2 separate regions of the Homo sapiens genome follow, and region 2 is linked to region 1. A link is an interaction called in ENCODE POLR2A ChIA-PET data of the cell type or tissue named here. Cell type or tissue: OCI-LY7. All regions are shown on one strand. Links, peaks and the distances in the headings refer to the core of each region. The heading gives the core; the rest is flanking DNA. Region 1 overlaps COL26A1 (collagen type XXVI alpha 1 chain). Region 2 overlaps COL26A1 (collagen type XXVI alpha 1 chain).

Region 1 (5,371 bases), core at 180-5,179:
CCCTGCTTCTTCCATATTCACCAGACACCGCCTCCAGGAAGCCTTCCCTGGTCTGTCCAGATGGAAGCCAGGTTCCTCCAGGAGCTGCCCCTCTTTTCAGCCCTTGTCACTCTCTGCCTGTTGTTTCTGCCCCAGGCCTGTATCCTTTGCGCTGTGTCACACTCCATTTGAGCAAGATGGCCACTGGGTTCATCCCCATGGTGCCCAGCACAGGGCTTTGTCCAAAGGGGTGCTCAGACTCTTGGAGGTGCATGCTCATAGAAAGTATGTGTGTGTGAGTGTGCGCCATGGGCTGTGTGTGTACATGAGCTGTGTACAAGCGTGGACTATGTGTGCAAACACAGGTTGTGTATACAAACAGCTGAGTTTGTGTGCGTGTGTGTGCATGCATGGGCCCTGTGTATACATGGGCTGTGTGTGTGCATAGTGAGTACATGTACATGGGCTGCGTGTGCAGCTCCAAAATCTTCCGCCCTTTCTTCCGGATTCACCAGACACCTCCTCCAGGAAGCGTTCCCTGGTCTTTCCAGAGATGGAAGCCAGGCTCCCTAGAAAAATCTAGTTCAAAACTATGCTTGAAGGCCGGGTGCGGTGGCTGACGCCTATAATCCCAGCACTTTGGGAGGCTGGGGCAGGCAGATCACCTGAGTTGAAGACCAGCCTGGCCAACAGGACGAAACCTTGTCTCTACTAAAATTACAAAAATTATCTGAGCATGGTGCCACATGCCTGTAATCCCAGCTACTCAGGAGGCTGAGGCGGGGGAATCACTTGAATCTGGGAGGCGAAAGTTGCAGTGAGCCGAGATCGCACCACTGCACTCCAGCCTGGGCGACAGAGCAAGACTCAGTCTCAAACAACAACAACAACAAACAACAACAACAACAAAAACCAGCTATGCTCAAGAAAAATACACACGGAATATATTGCCCCTTCCAAAGCCTTTGAGGTCATTTGGCCCAATCCCCTCTTGTTCTAATGGGGAAACTGAGGTTCCAAGAAGGGATTGGGCTTTCTATACTAACAGGTCCCAGACTCAGAAACTCCTGCCAAGCTGGAGGCTAAGGCCCCTCAGGGACTGGCAGGTGCTGTGGAGAACACAGGACCGGGGCCGGAGTTGGGCTGGAGCTGGGCTGGAGCCCCACTGTCAGGGGGGACCCAGGAAAGGGGCTGTTCCACTGCAGCCTGGGAGGGTGGCTGGATTGGGAGCCCCCTCATCTGACCCAGTGTGGGTGGGTGGCTCAGCCCATGGGAGTCTCAGCTCACAGGGTCTAGGGACGCATGCCCCCCTCTTGTTGCCATGCTCCCCAAGCGGCTGTCCAATCTCTTCTTGGGCACTTACAGGAACGGGCACTCCCTCCTTCCCGGGGCTGCCTGGCTCTGTGCTGAAAGCTCATTCTCTAAGGGGCGGGAGCTGCTCTACATGGTGTCCGCCCAGTGACTTTGGGTCCCAAGGTGGGGCCCATCTGCTGCCTCCTCCTTCTCAGGGTGAGCTGCCCAGTCCCTCTGTGGCTCCCCAGGGCCCAGCCTGCCTGCTGCCCCCAGAACCTTCTCCAGCTCATCTACCATTGTGAAGAATAGAGCCTGGGCCTCATATACGCAGTTACTCCTGTTACATGCCTTTGTTGTGATTTCTTCTCTCATCAGTGATGCACCTTCCTCCCAGGCCCCAGAACTGGGTGTTGGGGCAAGGTCTGTGGGGTCCCCTCTCGCCTCTGTTCTCTAACAATGCATGGTGCTGGTGACAACAGGACGGTCACCACCTCCTGGTTTGTATGTCTCAGAAATGATGGTTGGAAAATGAAATATAAACAGCACTTCTCAAACTGTCCCACGTGCAGGAGTCACCCTGGGGGGTCCTATTTAAATGCAGATTAGGATTGATAGGTCTGGGACAGGGCCTGAGTGTCGCCCTACCCTGCCCTGCCTTGTCACCCAGGCTGGAGTTCAGTGGTGCGATCATCACTCAATTGCAGCCTCAAATTCCTGGGCTCAAGGGATCCTCCAGCCTCAGCCTCCCAGGTAGCTGAGACTACAGGTGTACATCACCACACCTGGCTAATGTTCGTATTTTTTTAGAAGCAGGGTCTTGCTATGTTGTCCAGGCTAGTCTTGACCTCCCGGCCTCTGGTGATCATCCCGCCTCAGCCTCCCAAAGTGCTGGGATTACAGGCGTGAGCCACTGTGCCCAGCTAAGGGTCTGCATGGCTCACAAAGCCCCAGCACTTGCGGACAGGGGGTCTGAACCACACAAGATTGCCTCAAGGGAAGGTGCTGGAACTTTTGTTTCAGTCCTGAAGTCACAGGCACTGGTCAGGTTTGTGAGCAGGGAGGTGACACCTCCAAGGGACATGAGTAGGGAGCAATGGCCATTCTCCTCCTTGGAGAGTCCCTTGTTAGAACCTAGGCCTGCCACTTCCTGTTTCACAGTAGTTCAGTATTTACAGTAACTTCCAGGAAGGGGACCATGTGTCACGCCTGAGCTGACCCTTTCTCTCTGCTGCGAGCTCAGGATGTGGGCAGGCGACCCTGAGCCCAGCAGGGCCCTCCATCTGCAGGTGTCCCCCAGCTCCCCAGTGTCCCTGAGCTCACTACCCCAGCTGAGCCCCAACACCTCTTTTTTTTTCTTTGGGGACACAGTCTTACTCCATCACCCAGGCTGGAGTGCAGTGGTGCAATCTCGGCTCACTGCAACCTCTGTCTCCTGGGTTCAAGCGACTCTCCTGTCTCAGCCTCCTGAGCAGCTGGAATTACAGGCGCGTGCCACCACACCCCACTAATTTTTGTATTTTTAGTAGAGACGGGGTTTCACCATTTTGGCCAGGCTGCTCTCAAACTCCTGACCTCAAATGATCTGCTCGCCTCGGCCTCCCAAACTGCTGGGATTACAGGCATGAGCCACGGTGCCCGGCCCACTGGCACCACCTCTTTGCCCCATGCTGACCCCTCTCATGTTGGGATTAGGGACCAGGGCCAACCTCCTCCCCTGTCTATGCTCGCCTGATTCGGGGACTTCCGCCTCGCTCCTCTCCACTCCAGAGGCACCAGGGCTTCTGTCTGAGCTGTGACCCCAAAGTTGCTGTTGACAACTGACATGTGTCCCGGGTCCTGTGATTTAGAAAACATCTCACCTCTGCCTCCGCCATCTCATTGGTCCTTCTCCAGGGCACCCAGAGGCTGGCATTGTTATGAGGATTTATGTGAATTTTTTACTTCCTTGTCGTCCACACGATGCTGCTGAGTTCAGAGCGATTCAGTGAATTTTCCACCGTCACCGGCCATGAAAGGCCAGAGCCTGGACTCTTGGTTGTTGCCCAGACTGTGTGTGTGTGTGTGTGTATGTGTGTGTGTATGCCTGTGTGTGTCTGTGTCCATTTATGTGTGTGGGCTGGGCACGGTGGCTCACGCCTGTAATCCCAACTTTGGGAGGCTGAGGCGGGCAGATCCCTTGAGGTCAGGAGTTCCAGACCAGCCTGACCAATATGGTGAGACCCCATCTCTACTAAAAATACAAAAAATTAGCCGGGTATGGTGGCGAACGCCTGTAATCCCAGCTATTCCAGAGGCTGAGGGAGGAGGATGGCTTGAACCAGTGAGCAGAGATGGCGCTATTGCACTCAGCCTGGGTGAAAAAAAAAAGTTATGTGTGTGGATGAATGCACGTGGGTCTGGGTGTGCACGTGTGTAGATCCATGTTGGGTGGGTGTGCCCGTGTATGTGAGCACTCTCTGTGATTGTGCAGAAGTGTGTATGTGTGTTGTGTGTGTGCATGACTGTGAGTGTGCATGAATGTGTATGAGTGTGTTGTGTGTATGCATGAGTGTGATGGGTGTGTGGGCACTCTGTGTGTGCATGGGTGCATGTGTGTGCCTAGGTGTGTGCATGAGTATGACCACTCCATGTGTGTGCATGACTGTGAATTTACTTTGTTTTTGTGTGTACATGAGTATGTGTGTATACTTTTTTTTTTGGATGGAAAGAGGAGTTTGTTAAGGAGTATTAACTCACAGGATCACGAGGTCCCACAATAGGCCGTCTGCAAGCTGAGGAGCAAGGAAGCCAGTCCGAGTTCCAAAGCTGAAGAACTGGTAGTCCGATGTTCGAGGGCAGGAAGCATCCAGCATGGGAGAAGGATATAGGCTGGAAGCCTAGGCCAGTCTAGTCTTTTCACATTCTTCTGCGTGCTTTGTGTTTTGGCCACACCGGCAGCTGATTAGATGGTGCCCACCCAGATTGAGGGGGGTGGGGTCTGCCTTTCCCAGTCCACTGACTCAAATGTTAATCTCCTTTGGCAACACCCTCACAGACACACCCAGGATCAATACTTTGCATCCTTCAATCCAATCAAGTTGACACTCAGTATTAACCATCACAGCTGCCTTCTCTTATAAGACGGGGAAACTGAGGCCCAACAGCCCAGAGATGGACAGACACTTGCCTAAGATGACACAGTGGTATTACAGACTAGACCCTGAGTCTCCTGGTCCCTCCCAGCTCGTTACACCTTCGAGGACCCTAGGACAGGAGAAGCCACACTCTAAGCTAGAACCCATCCTCACACCACAGCCCTTGAATTCTCCTTCTGTCCTTTCCCTCTGCCCGAATGGGGTCAGTGGAGGGAATGGACTCTGGGTGAAATCACACCCATTCAGAGCCTTTGGGACAAATATTTGAGAGTCACCAATTACCTGATCATCAAAGACATGCCTTTAACTTCCTGACTGTCCCGGTTGTTTGGGGCGGCCAGGAGGCCCCCTGGAATCCCTACTGTCACTGGCATATTGCAAGCACATGTTTTCTGCACACAGAGCTGCTCACAATAAACCAACGCTGAAAAGCACATTAAAATGAATCGGAGAAGAGAGAGTCACTTTGTAACATGCTTTATTTTATTTTGTTTTTGCCTTGGAAAGGAGCATGTTTTGGCTGCCAATGAAAGAGCTGGTGGGGGCCTCTTAGCAGAAACCAAACGGGTCCAGATTAGACCTACCCAGCCCACCCCCTGGGACAGTGGCTCTGGCTCCAGGGAGCTGAGAGGGGCCCCGAGACCAGGGGTGAGCTGCAGGGCTGGTCTAGAAACTGGAGATCCCGGGTACCAGCCCTGAGCTCTGGGACACTGGATCCCTTTTCTCCTTTTACCTAGCCTCCGTGTTCCTAACTGCAGAAGAGATTCCCTGACTGTATTTGCTCCTTCTGATTAGTCAGTGGGCACCACGGTCCCTAAGGAGAGTGCATTTCTCATAACAGCTCTGCAAGATGGTTTGGACCATCCGGGGATTTCCAGCCAGAGTGCTGTTATTTTGCATGGATTGGTCACAAGCTGAGATTCATACCTTTCTGTCCAATCCCTCTCCAACTTCCCTCTTAGGTG
Region 2 (5,371 bases), core at 325-5,324, 82 kb before region 1:
AGTGACGGGAATGATGCCAGGGCTTGGTGGCCAAGGGTTGCAAGTGTTCTCTCTTCCCCTCAGACCGAGACAGAGGGTCTCAGTGGGCCCCCCATCCAAGAGAGCGAGCCTCCACCCCAGGTTTGCGGGGGCCCCTCCCTGTCCAGCACGGCCCCCTGACCCGAAGTTGGCAGCTCTGGGAACAGGCAGGGCTCATGTGACTGTTGCTCTCTCCACAGGCACTGGTGCCATCACACAGTGACACGGACGGTGTCCTGCCAGGTGCAGAATGGCTCGGAGACGGTGGTCCAGCGCGTGTACCAGAGCTGCCGGTGGCCGGGGCCCTGCGCCAACCTCGTAAGGTAAAGGCCGCTGGGCTAGGCTGCTCTGCCCTTCCCTCCCATTCCCTCGGACAAAACCAGTCCCAGGATGGCTCTGGGAGAGGCTGGGCTGTGCTCACAGACAAAGGCTGAGCATGCATTTATGGAGCACCTTCTGTATATAAGGCATGGGTGTGTGTATATAGGGTATATATGTGTGTGTGCAAAGATGTCAGAGACATGCTCCTACCGCAACAGAACCACACAACCCAGTGGGTGTTTGACAGACAGAAGACCACCACAGATGAGTGGGGTATGGGATCCGAGGTCGGGGAAGGCCAGGTGGGGTTGAAGAGGGAACCAACCAGCCTTATGGCTCCAGGCTGGAACGAGGGGCTACAATGACCTTGGAAATCCAGCCTGTCTTTGGCCCCATCCATCACAGGCCTCGCCCCTGGCAGCACTGCCCCACTCACCAGGCATGTCCCTCTCACTGGCCCTACTTGTTACTGGACCTGCCCCTCACGAGGCCTGCCTTTCACCAGCCCTGACCCTCATGAGCCCCACCCTTCACCAGCCCTGCCCCCACCAGCCTTGCCCCTCACCAGCTCTGCCCCTACCAGCCACGCCCCTCACCAGCCACACCCCTCACCAGCCCCTCCCTCTCACCAGCCCCGCCCATAGTCAGCCCTTCCCTCTCACCAGCCCCTCCCTCTCACCAGCCCCTCCCTCTCACCAGCCCTGACCAGACCACAGGCTTCAGGGACTCTTCAGCATCCGCAGAGAGATCTTGCTGTCAGACACCAGCATTCACGGTCTCCAAAGTTCCAACTCTCCTTCTTTTCCCTTCTTCCTCCTCTCCAGGCCGTGCTTAGCTCCAGGGACTGGCTTCCCCAAACCACTCTCCCCACAGCCTGCCCAGCCTGGGGCCTCTACCCCAAGCACCGTGGAGCCGCTGTCCTCAAACTCCAAATCCCTTCCCCTCCTTTGTGCCCTCCCTAACGGGACATTTTGCCTGGGTCAGGGTTCTCCAGAGAACCAATAGGAAGGGATGGGGGAGAGGGAGAGTGGGAGAGAGATTGAAATGGTAAGGAATTGGCTTGTATGATTATGGAGACTGGCGATTATTCCAAACCTGCAGGGTGGGCTGGCTGGCTGAGACCCAGGGAGGAGAGCTGATGTTGCAGCTTGAGATGGGCTGGCTGCTGGTCAAATGCCTCCTTCCTCCGGGGAAGTCAGTCTTTTTCTTAAAGCCTTCGACTGATTGGACAAGGCCCACCCACATTATAGAGGGCAACCTGCTTTACTCCAAGTCTACTGATTTAAATTAATCTTGGCTGGGTGCGGTGGCTCATGCTTGTAATCCCAGCACTTTGGGAGGATGAGGCGGGTGGATCACTTGAGGTCAGGACTTTGAGAGCAGCCTGGACAACATGGCGAAACCCAGTTTCTACTAAAAATACAAAAATTAGCCAGGCGTGGTGGTGGGCGCCTGCAATCCCAGCTACTGAGGAGGCTGAGGCAGGAGAATCACTTGAACCCAGGAGGTGGAGATTGCAGTAAACCGAGATTGCGCCACTGCACTCCAGCCTGGAAAAAAAAAAAAAGAAATTGCTACGTCTCATGACTGGTGATGTTAACTTTGATCGCTTGCTTATGATGGTATCTACCAGGTTTCTCCACTGTTGCATAATTATCTTTCCCTTTGTCTTTTACATGTATGTTGTGGGGAGACATTTTAAACCTATACGAACATCCTGTTTCTCATCATACTATCATATTGCTTGCAACAGTTAATGCTATGGTGTTTGCCAAATGGTGATTTCCTATTTTCATTCTTCTTTAATAGTAGAGATGCTTCACTTGAGACCCCTATTGCATACAAGTGTTTTGATACAGGTCATTCTGCAAGGGGAATGGCTAGGTAAACGGAATGTCATTCATTTTCATTTTTATTAGAAACAGCTGCTTTTGCCAGTTGCGGTGGCTCACGCCTGTAATCCCAGCACTTTGGGAGGCTGAGGCAGGTGGATCACCTGAGGTCGGGAGTTCGAGACTAGCATGACCAACATGGTGAAACCCAGTCTTTACTAAAAATACGAAAATTAGCCAGACGTGGTGGTGGGCACCTGTGATTCCAGCTACTTTGGAGGCTAAGGCAGGAGAATCACTTGAACCGGGAGAAGGAGGTTGCAGTGAGCTGAGATTGTGCCATTGCACTCCAGCCTGGGCAACAAGAACAAAACTCCATCTCAAAAAAAAAAAAATGCTGGTTTTAAATGCTATACTAGAGAGATGGCAGTGGGTCCAAAATGAAAAAAAAAAAAAAAAAAAAAAGCTTTTTCCTTTTCAGCAGAGGGTACAGACACTCCCTATCCCCTGCCTTCCCCACTTCCCCAGGAGCTAAATTCCAAGACTCTCCTGCCTTTCTCGTCAGCAGGGAGTTTCAGATTACCAGGTCATGGCCTCTTGATTTGGGAACAGCTTCTGAGAAGAAAAGTCTTTGAAGTCTGATCTGTCTGTGACCCTGACAGGCTGGGCTTTGGCTCAGAGCTCTGTTGGAGAAGTGGCTGTCCTACTCTTTCTTTCTTTCTTTTTTTTTGGAGACAGGATCTTGCTCTGTTGCCCAGGCTGGAGTGCAGTGGTGCAATCATGGCTCACTGCAGCTTCCAATTGCTGGGCTGAAGTGATCCTCCTGCGCCAGCCTGAATAGCTAGGACTACAGGCATGCATCACCGTGCCTCACTAATTACTTTTTCTTTGGTAGAGACAGGGGTCTCGCCATGTTGCCCAGGCTGGTCTTGAACTCCTGGCTTCAAGGGATCCTCCTGCCTCAGCCTCTCAAATTGCTGGGATTACAGGTGTGAGCCACCATGCCTGGTCTCAACAAGTTAAAGCTGTTACACTATCAAAACACAATAACGCAGCCGGGCACGGTGGCTCACGCCTGCAATTGCAGCACTTTGGGAGTCTGAGGCGGGTGAATCACCTGAGGTCAGGAGTTTGAGACCAGTTTGGCCAACATGGAGAAACCCTGTCTCCACTAAAAATACGAAAATTAGCCAGGTGTGGTGGTGAGCACCCGTAATCCCAGTTATTCAGGAGGCTGAGGCAGGGAGAATTGCTTGAACCTGGGAGGCAGAGGTTGTAGTGAGCCAAGATCGTGCCACTGCACTCTAGCCTGGGCGACAGAGTGAGACTTCCTCTCAAAACAAAAACCAAACAAAAAAAAAGAAAAATACAATAATGCACCTATAAGAAAAGCTGGACAAGCTAGCGCCTGAATCACTGACCTGGACTGAAAATTTTTCAAGTGATCATTAATGTTGCATAGTTGTTCTCTCCTTTACCACTTAAGTAATTATCTGAACAATGTTTCAGAAGTGCTGGGGTCCGGCCCGGCGTGGTGGCTCACGCCTATAATCCCAGCATTTTTGGAGGATAAGGTGGGTGGATCACACGGTCAGGAGTTTGAGACCAGCCTGGCCAATATGGTGAAATCCCATCTCTACTAAAAATACAAAAAAATTAGCTGAGTGTGGTGCCACATGCCTGTAATCCCAGCTACTTGGGAGGCTGAGGGAGGAGAATTGCTTGAACCTGGCAGGCGGAGGTTGCAGTGAGCCGAGATCGCACCACCGCACTACAGCCTGGGCGACAGAGTGAGACTCCGTCGCAAAAAAAAAGAAGGACCGGGGTCTTCGATGTGGTGTTCACTGACTTTCCAGGGAGTTCTTCTCACTCACTCCTTGGAGTTCGGAGGCCAAAACAGAACATTCAGTCAGGGCTGACATGAATTTGTCATAAGTCTCCCCTTTGCCTATAACATATAACTAGTGGGAACCTTGCTAATTAAAACAATTTGGCCAGTGACAGTGGCTCACACCTGTAGTCCCAGTTACATAGGAGGCTGAGGCAGGAGGATTGCTTGAGGCCAGGAGCTCGAGACCAGCCTGGGCAACACAGTGAGACCCACCCCATTTTTACAAATTTTTTAAAAAACATCAGCCATGGGTTGTGGTGCGCACCTGTACTTGGGAGGCTTAGGTGGAAGGATCGCTTGAGCCCAGGAGTTCGAGGCTGCAGTGAGCTGTGATTGTGCCACTGTACTCCAGCCTGGGCGACAGAGCGAGACCGTGTCTGAAAATAAATAAATAAATACAATAATAAAACTTAATTTTCATTCTCTTAGAGAAATCCCAAATTGCTGATCTTAATTGTCATAATTTCTGCTGTTATTATATTTTACTAGGGAATGGGCCGGGTGTGGTGGCTCACACCTGTAATCCCGGCACTTTGGGGGGCCAAGGAGGGTGGATCACCTGAGGTCAGGAGTTTGAGACCAGCCTGGCCAACATGGTGAAACCCTGTGTCTACTAAAAATACAAAAATTAGCCAGGTGTGATGATGCACACCTGTAATCCCAGCTACTCAGGAGGCTGAGGCAGGAGAATCACTTGAACCTGGGAAGCGGAGGCTGCACTGAGCCAAGATCATGTTGCTGTACTCCAGCCTGGGTGACAGAGCAAGTCTCCGTCTCAAAAAAAATTTAATAATTTATTAGGGAAGGAGAGGTTAACACAGTTTTCTTTCTCACTAGTAACTCATAAATGAGCTAGAATTGGGTGCACACCCTCTGTCTGTGGCCTTGGGGCTGCTGTCTGGGCAGGGAGAGGCAAGATGACAACAGGTTGCAGCATTATCCTTTGGTCCCCTGGGGTTCCATATGCATTCCTGTCTCAGGTCCTGGTTTTGCTGGCCTTGCCTATATGAAGCATCTGGTTTGTGGCAGCCATCTCACTGGTCTCCCCACTCCCCACCCTGCCCCGCTCTAGCTCCTTCTCTCCACAGAAGCTGGAGGGATATTTTATTTTATTTTATAAGGGTCAGGATCTCCCTTTGTCCCCCAGGCTGGAGTGTAGTGGTGTGATCATAGCTCACTGCAGCCTTGAACTCCTGGGCTCAAGCAATCCTTCTGCCTCAGCCTCCTGAGTAGCTGGGACTACAGGCACACACCACCATGCCCAGTTAATTTAAAAAAAATTTTGGCCAGGCGCGGTGGCTCATGCCTG

Evidence for each region. Peaks named below come from ENCODE experiments on the same cell type or tissue, not always from the same donor. Only the 100,000 strongest peaks of a DNase experiment are listed, where the experiment ranks them.
Region 2: POLR2A ChIA-PET joins it to region 1 with 6 read pairs; 3 of 35 experiments call an interaction of 5 or more read pairs at or near these places.

The regions. Positions count from the first base shown.
Region 1 is chr7:101,501,488-101,506,858 of GRCh38, forward strand. All of the region lies in intron 3 of COL26A1 (collagen type XXVI alpha 1 chain), which reads left to right. Among named protein-coding and RNA genes, the nearest start is that of LINC01007, 65 kb to the right of the region's middle. RefSeq lists enhancers at 2,103-2,792, 2,793-3,482. In OCI-LY7, for the core only: a CTCF peak has its summit at 3,568; a DNase peak (open chromatin) is centred at 2,474.
Region 2 is chr7:101,419,759-101,425,129 of GRCh38, forward strand. It overlaps COL26A1 (collagen type XXVI alpha 1 chain), which reads left to right. Exons shown (of 13, transcript NM_001278563.3): 2 at 219-341. Among named protein-coding and RNA genes, the nearest start is that of COL26A1, 60 kb to the left of the region's middle. RefSeq lists enhancers at 642-1,193, 1,194-1,745, 2,543-3,068. In OCI-LY7, for the core only: no CTCF peak of the experiment used is centred there; no DNase peak of the experiment used is centred there.